2 separate regions of the Homo sapiens genome follow, and region 1 is linked to region 2. The links are chromatin contacts, found by Hi-C in ENCODE. All regions are on one chromosome and are shown on one strand. Each heading gives the region's core, a stretch centred on a gene start or an enhancer-like site at or near the end of the contact. The rest is flanking DNA. Distances are from core to core; before and after follow the strand shown.

Region 1 (3,760 bases), core at 561-3,060, 360 kb after region 2:
GAGGCTGAGGTGATGGATGGGGCTCTGACTTCCCCTCACCACTTCTTTGATGAGAAGAAAGAAAAGTCCACCTGAGTCTCAAATCAAAAACAGGTGAATTGCCTCTAAGTCAGGCTGGGCCCTCTCTGGGGTCTACAGGAAGGTTGGGGGCTGAGGGGAGAAAGGGAGAATGTGATAAATCACACTGTCAGGTGGGGGTGCTACCCTCCAGCTGCAACAAGGACCACTGGCAGCTCCAGAGCTGCCTCCTCCGAGGATGGGTGTGTGCCCAGAACAAGAGCTGGGGAACAGGCAATCATCCCTAACGACTCCCACCTCCCATCCTGCCCCCAGTTCTGTCATGCACACATACAACTTCCTTCACATCACCAATCCCCCAAAGCACGTGCCAGGTGGCAACACCACCTCACCTGCGTTCTTATATCCCCAGCATGCTCACAGCTGGGAGGCGCGAGCCTCGGGGCCTGGTCTCAGCTCGCCACCACCTTGCTGCATGTACCTGGGCAAGTCTTTGCCCCTCTCTGGACCGCAGTTTCCTGATTCATCCCACAAGGGGCTAAGTTCTTTTGGAAGCTAAGAGGTGAAAGGCAGGCAATGGCCCTTGGGTGTGTACCCTGGGGTAGAGCTGGAGGGTGGAGTGAGGACCACAGTGGTCCCATATATTGGTGTTTGACTTATCTCTGCCCCAGACCTCTTCCAGCACTGACATTCTACAATTCCAGGCACCAAGAGCTGCCCAGATCCTCAGAGTCAGGGAGCAACTATGCCAGACAGATTCCCCAACATGCTGACATCAGGGCCCACACCCAACCCCAGTCCCTCTTCCAGTGCAACTCACAGACACAGACAGACTCCTCTCTGTCACACCAGTGGCCCCTAGCATTTTAAAGGGGGCCATGGGGACAGAGGGTGAATCTGGGAGAAGCCATGCTCAGGCCTCCTGGGATTGACAGTCACCACTGAAAAATGAAAAAAATAGAGGACGGACTGGGAGAGTCCTCAGATATCTACCTCTCCATTGTCTTCAGGGGCAAACTGAAGCCCAGGGAGAGGATGGGAAAGGTCACACGGCCAGGGCCAGAGGTCAGAGCCGGAGCTGGGATCAGGCCCCAGGTCTCTGGATTCTCAATCTCCCTCCCCTCCAGAAAAGGCTGCACTTGCTAAGAGGACTGGAGGGTTTCTGACCCACAGCTGCCTCCACTCCCAGATTCCAGCAGCGCTGGATGTTCCCTCCCTCACTCCCTGTCTCAACCCGCAAAACCTGGGAGCGAGCCCACAGCCCTGGGAAGAGGCAGGGCCAAGGCCCACTCCACCCTAACATCCCGACTCCTCCAGGGAGAGGCCGCCCGAGCCAGGGCAGAGGGAAAGGAGAGGGAAAGCAGAAGAGAATGGAGAAGGGGGAAGGAGGAGGGGAGAGAAGAGAAGGGAGAAGAGAGGAGGACAAGGGGAGAGGAGCAGGAGGGGGGAGAGAGAAGCGGGGAGTGAAAGCTGAAAGCTGATAAGGAAGAAAGGAGGGGAAAGGTCCGAGGAGAGGAGATGGAACGTGGGCTCTGAGAAGGGAGAAGGCTGACCAGGCGGGGAGTGGAGGGAGGGCAGGTAGGAGAGATACACCCAAAAAAGGGACAAGCTGAAGACAAGAGCAAGGGAAAGGGGTGGGCAGAGGGGCAGGGAAGAGGGCTTCAGCCCAGGGGACTCCCCTCCCCACGTTTCACGGACCTCCCCCAGGGGCAGTGGGGGCGAATTGAAAATGAAACACCTCGTCCCCGGGCCCAGGGATGTGACCCTCGGCATAAGAGGATTAGGGAGGCTTCCAAGAGGAAATGGGGAGGGTGCCAGGAGTGGGGGAGCCGAATGCAAACTCCTGCTGCCCCCGCACCCCCCCCGCCAACGCCGGCAGAAAGTGCGCGCCTCCACGCCCATTGGAGCCATGGAGCGCCAGTGCCCCCTTGTGGCCATGGCCCTTGGCTCACCCGGCCGCAGCGGCGGTCTAGAAAACTGGGGGAAAGGGTGCACGGGGTGGACCTTTGGACACCTGAAGGGTACGAGTGCGACGAAAATCCAGGGGGTGGGTCAGTGACTTTGCTGGAGGCCTCCAAACCCTTCAAGCATCAGTAAAGACCTCAATAGTGAGCCTGGGCGTTTCTCGTTGGCCTCTCCCACCCTTGCAAGGGTGGCTCACAAGGCATGGGCTGGAGGCTCTAAGGCACAAAAAAACCAGCGCACATCCACGCCTCCGAATGCCACGCTCACCCCAGCGGCACAGTTTCCGTCCTTATCCTGGCCTCTGCCTCTCATCAGCCTCTGGGTGCCTCCCACTTCACTCCCAAGGGCCTGCTTCCCTAGGCCATAGCGCACAGCCTGTGTTTGTGTGTGCGTGTGTGTGTGCGGCGGAGTGTAGAGGTTCTTGTCCACAGTGAGGGGTGGAACTGAGCTGGATAAGACACTTACCGGGAAGAGTCAAGAACCCTGGGTTCCAACTTGCTTCCATGGCTGTCTTGCTGTGCAACTTTGAGCATGTCTTTGCCCTCTCTGGGCCTCAGGCTCCCCATCTGGAAGCAAAAGACTTGGCCTCAATGATTTCTAAGGGTCTATCCAGCCCTCTACACTCTATCTCTATCTCTAACACTCTAACTCTATCATTCCAAAAGAGAGAGCTTGAGGAAGAAACTAGTCCAACGCAAGGGAGAATTAGTAAGTACTCCATTGTCGTGTGGAGAAGGGGTTTGCAACTATAATCAGGTGGACATCCCACCCAGCCCTTGGCCCCAACTCCTCCTCCAGTGCCCTCAGCAATACTTCTGCCCCAGATCTGCACAGAGACGCCTGTGGGTTTCAAACTCAGGCCCGCTCAGTGGGACTGGGGTAACTTCTTCCACGCCAGAGGTCCAGGGCAAGAGGCCAGCCGCCCTCCTCAGTCCCTCACCATGACAGGGGGTGCAGAACTCCTTATGTGTCCATTCAAAGCCCAGAGCCCCAGAGTGGATGGAAAGTGCAAGGTCAGCAAGATCTCTTCTCTTCAGTGAGCCCAGCTCAAGGCAGGAGACTCAGCCTGGAAATGGAGAAACCTGAGCCTGGCTCAGCTCCCCCAGAGAGGAGGGGAGGGAGGGGAGGAAGCACAGGGAGGTGAAGGGCACCTCAAGGAGGCAGCCTGTCTCAGGCAGGAGATACCTTGCCCAGTGCTGAGAAAGCCATGAAGGAGAACGAAGCCCTGAAAGGTGTGGGGTGGAGGAGGCAGGGTCACCCAGCTAGGGAAATGAACCAGAAAGAAGGCAAAGAGTGTCTTTGGTTTGAGTCAGTTAGGTGCTTGAGTCTGTCAGTTATTTTTTCTCTGCCTCAATTTCCTCATCTGCAAAATGGGGGTAATAGTATTCACATCACTGAGCTGTTGTGAGGATTACATGAGTTAACATTTGTAAAAAGCACTTAGAACATTCCCTGGTACCTAGTCCGTAATTTTGTTTTATTTCTATTTTTAACCCCCAGGAAATCCCGTCCCAGAGCATACAGTCTGAGGAATCCTGGAATGCTCTAAGACCCTTATACTTAAAGACTTAAAAGAATTGATCAGGGCCGGGCACGGTGGCTCACGCCTGTAATGCCAGCACTTTGGGAGGCCGAGGCAGTTGGATTGCTTGGGGCCAGAGTTGGAGACCAGCCTGGGCAACATGGTGAAACCCTATCTCTACAAAAAATACAAAAAAATTAGCCGAGTGTGGTGGTGCATGCCTGTGGTCCCAGCTGCTCAGGAGGCTGAGGTGGG
Region 2 (3,986 bases), core at 747-3,246:
GGCAGAAGCGGAATGAAGCTGAGAGGCAGATTCACATGGCATAGTTATCCCTGGCAGGGTTGGGGGGTGGGCAGTACATTAAATTACAGGCAAGCTCCAGAGAGCACCTGACTTGGTGAAGGGAAAGGAAGGGGGTTGGGAAATAGCACGTGGGTAACATTAGAGTCAGACCCTGAAGCATGAGGGAGAAATCAAAGAAGAGAAAATCAGCAAGAGGATGAATGCCCAGAGCTGCATTGCATCTGGGACATGCTGCACCGGGCCTTGTGGATAGAGCACCCAGAGTGAGTAGACCAGACCTGGTGCTGAGGCCAGAGAGGGGAAGATCTGTGTGTTCACCTGGCTGAGAAATGAGACTTTATTCCAAAAGTCATGGGGGAGCTATGGCTGTACTTGAAGTGGGATAAGTGATAGGATGTGATTGGATCTGTATGTGTACATATACAACATTAGCTCCCTTCTTGATTGGAGGCTGGCTTGGGGCATGGGTGGGTCCATGACCTGAAGATGAGGGACCATCTGGAGGCTGTGCAATGGTCTGAGCCCACGAGATTGGTGAAAGAAGGCATAGTAAGTGGTGGAGAGTCACTGTGGAGCTAGACAATTTGAAAGGCAGGGTGAAGAAGACTGCAATTTGGAAACTCACGTCAGAGTTTCATTTGCTTAAAACATTCGAATGGCTCCTGACAGTCTTTGGATAAAGGTTAAACCCCTTCCAATGACCTACAAGGCCCGGGTGCTCTGGTGCCTAGGTATTTCTTCTGCCTCATCTCCAACCGGGCATGACCTCTACCTCCCAATTCTTAGCTTCAGCTCTCTCTCTTTACTGTGACTTCTTTCAGTTGCTCCACTGATCGCTGCAAGACACCTCACCCCCCACCGGCCCCTTACCTCTGGCCTTTGCATCTGCTCTTCTCTCTACCTGGGATACTCCAGCCCTCCCGCTCCCCGAACCCTGAGCCTAACTCAGTGACCCTACATGCTGGGGCTCAGTCAGCTTTCTGGGAGGTGTTCCATGATCCCCACCCCAAGCCAGAATCAGATACTTCTCTTATGGGCTCCCCCAGCCCCTTGTACTACTCTCATCTCAGCCCTTAGTAACCTGCCCAGCGATTTTCTGTTTATTCTTCTGACCAAACTGTAAGCTGAAGGAGGGCAGGGATCACAACTGACTTTCTCATTGCCAACCTCCACTTCCTCGCACAGTGCCTGGCACATGCTCAGTAAATGTGGAAGGCAGGCAGGAAGGCAGGAGGAAAGGAGGGAGGAAGGACGGAAGGGAGGGAGGGAGGAAACCAAGAATGATGCCCAGCTGAAGAATGGTGACATACCTCCTAGAGACAGAGGTTGGAATTTTTTTTCATGGGTCGTGGATGGGTGAGGGAGAGAGGAGTTTTAGTTTAGGCCCTGTTGAGCTAGAAGTATCTGAGGGTTACCCCTGTGGAGGACAGATCGAGTAGGCTGTCAACTCTGTGGGCCTGGAGCTCAGGAGAGCAGTTTAGACGGGAATGGTCTGCCGAGAGGTGAGAGCTAAAGCTGTGGGAATGAATTTGAAACTTGATGTTTTTGATTCCTAAGTAAACAGCCAGCCAAGAGCCAGTATATTTTGAAACACTGGTGGCCAAAGACGTGACAGGAAGAGGTAGAGGGAGGCGGCGGGAGGTGGCGCCCTCCCCCTGTGGGGTCGAGGGGGTTCCCTTCTCTGGAACTGTCCCAGCTGTCACACAGCTCTGCAGGGAGAGAGGGCCTTGGCTGGGACAGGAGTGGGGGCGAGGGGGTGCTGGCTTGGGAAGGAAGACTGGAGAGAATAAAGGTCCTACTGGCATCTCTGTGTTCCCCTCCCCCACCCAGGTGCCCTGAGGCTGCCTGGGTCCTTCCCCCTGCCTAGAGCCTGTGGACCCTGGTTTGCTGTTAGTTTCCCATCTCCATGGACTCAACCAACACCCCCTTCCTCACCACCTCTTCCCTGGCCTAAGGTGGCTCTGTAACTCAATGCTCCTGCTCCTTCCTTAGCTGGGCCCAGGAACCCTGCCAAACATTGTGCTTCCTGGCCTGGAGATGACTCAGGCTCCCCTCCCCAGTACCATTCCAGCCCCTAGCCTCTGAGCCATGTCATAGGCTGAGCAGGGACAGGAGCTGAGGGGCAGCTTGACTCCAGGAGCCAGGGTGCTGGGAAGCGGGCCCAGGCCCCTGCTCCTGATGCCAAGCAGGTAGCATTCCAGTAGAGAGTATAGGGAGAGACAGGGACTGTGGGTATTACAGACAAGGTGTCAGGGCTGGGGATTGCCCAGAGGTCTGACTGGCTAGTGTTCATTAGTACCCTAGGAATAAGTATGTCAATCAGTACTGATTCAGCTGCATGCTCCAGTCTTGTTTGCAGCAGGCCAGGCCTTCTCACGTCCAGTCTCAGAGTTTGTCACTGAAAACGGAGGGGCCACCCAAGGGTCCTAGGGGCTTCAGGCCCGCCATCAAATCCTGGCGTCTCCTCTTCCTTGCTGGGTGATCTGGGGCAACTAAGTCACTTTGTCTGTGCCAGCCTCAGCTTGCTCATCTGTACAATGAGGATGAGAATAATACCTTCCTCCTGGGGTTGCTGGGAGGATTAAATGAAGGAACATATGGGTAGCACTTTGTAAACAGTCAAGGGCTGTAATAGGAGGGGTGTTATATTTATCTACATGCTAGGATGGAGAAGAAGAAACAGGTGGCTCTCTGCTTCTCTGTCATCCTGGGGCACATTCCCCCATTCTTTCCAGCTGATACTATGGGATTCCTTGAGGCCTTGGCCCATGGAAGGTCAGGGCTCAGAACTTTGGTTTCATCTTTTGCTAGAGGACCTTCAGCAAGAGGCTTGCCTTTTCTGAGCCTCAGTAAGCTGTACACAGAGGGGCAAAGAAAGGGAGAATTTCTCCTCCCTCCCCTTCCCCCACAACTTCTCTCCCTCCCTGTGGCTGGTGTGGTGATCAAAGGAGAGGTTCACACAGAGGTGAGGCCCAAAGGCCCAGAGCCCTTCCCCAGATGTGGTGTGTGTGTGGTGGGGGATACAGAAGAAATGTGGACATGTGGAGGGCAGGGCCAGGGCTGGTCTGTGTGTGTGTGTGTGTGATCAAAGGAGCAGGGTGGGGTGGGGCAGGGGGTGGGGGGTGAGTTCTTTGCATTGCTGAGGGTTTAGTCCTTTCTCTTGGTTGCCTAGATGCCTTGGTATTCACCCCCTCCTCAGTGATCACCACGGGGCTGTGCCTGCAGCCCCCATTCAGGCCTAGTATGAATGAAGAGCAGGCTGGTTGGTGGCTCACCTGCCTTGCCAGCTGCCCAGGCCCCAGCCTAGCTGAGTGCCACCTTACCTTGCTGTTGCATGTGCACCCATGAGCCGCTGGCTCCCTGGACTGACTGTTGGAGGACTATACTGCCGACAGTGAGCCCATGCCCAACTATCTGAGAAGGTGTCCCACTGCCCCACTGCCTGGCTGCTGGCTTTCACTAGCCTCTTGCATGTGTGCCATTGGGAGGGTCGAGCCTCCTGGCTCAGTGTAGCAACCCCTGTGTGGCAGTGTGGGTGTGTGTAAGCCCGTGTTCTGCCCTGGGGTGGATAAGGCAGAGCTCAGCTCTGCAGCCTGGGGCCTCCTCCAAGGGAAGATGGAAGCAGAAATAGCAGCTTTGTTCTGGAGGAGAGGAAGAAAGATGCAGGCCCTCCTGGGCCCACTCCAGTGTCCCAGGGGCTCTGGCTGCCAGCTCAACCAGGAAATGTGCCTTCTAAACAATGCCCAGGCCAGCCTGTCTTGAGCCCTACTTCCCATCCTTGGTCAGAGTCCTGGGGGAGACGCCTCTGACCATTGTTCCGAGGGACAGCTCATCAGGGTCAGGCCTAGGCCAAGCTGGGTCCACAGACCCCACACCCTGGGAGGAGGCACATGATGTCCCAGAGAAGTGGTTCCTCCAGCCTTTGTTCTTGGCTGGGCAGGAAGCCACACGTGACACCATGGTTT

Evidence for each region. A loop is a pair of places that touch in the nucleus more often than their neighbours do. Pooled maps may share reads with other maps.
Region 1: a loop to region 2 is called in a map of cardiac septum, with 6 times the contacts of the local background. The contact joins two enhancer-like sites. A Hi-C loop is called at or near these places in 1 of 168 maps with a recorded cell type or tissue (cardiac septum) and 6 of 50 pooled maps.

What each region holds. Positions count from the first base shown.
Region 1 is chrX:69,284,226-69,287,985 of GRCh38, forward strand. No RefSeq gene overlaps it. Among named protein-coding and RNA genes, the nearest start is that of LINC00269, 110 kb to the left of the region's middle. RefSeq lists an enhancer at 1,773-2,754. Within about 2 kb of position 1,811, at least 8 of the 41 ENCODE cell types and tissues checked have a DNase peak (open chromatin) inside an H3K27ac peak, as active enhancers do.
Region 2 is chrX:68,927,680-68,931,665 of GRCh38, forward strand. No RefSeq gene overlaps it. Among named protein-coding and RNA genes, the nearest start is that of EFNB1, 100 kb to the left of the region's middle. RefSeq lists a silencer at 1,940-2,143. Within about 2 kb of position 1,997, at least 7 of the 41 ENCODE cell types and tissues checked have a DNase peak (open chromatin) inside an H3K27ac peak, as active enhancers do.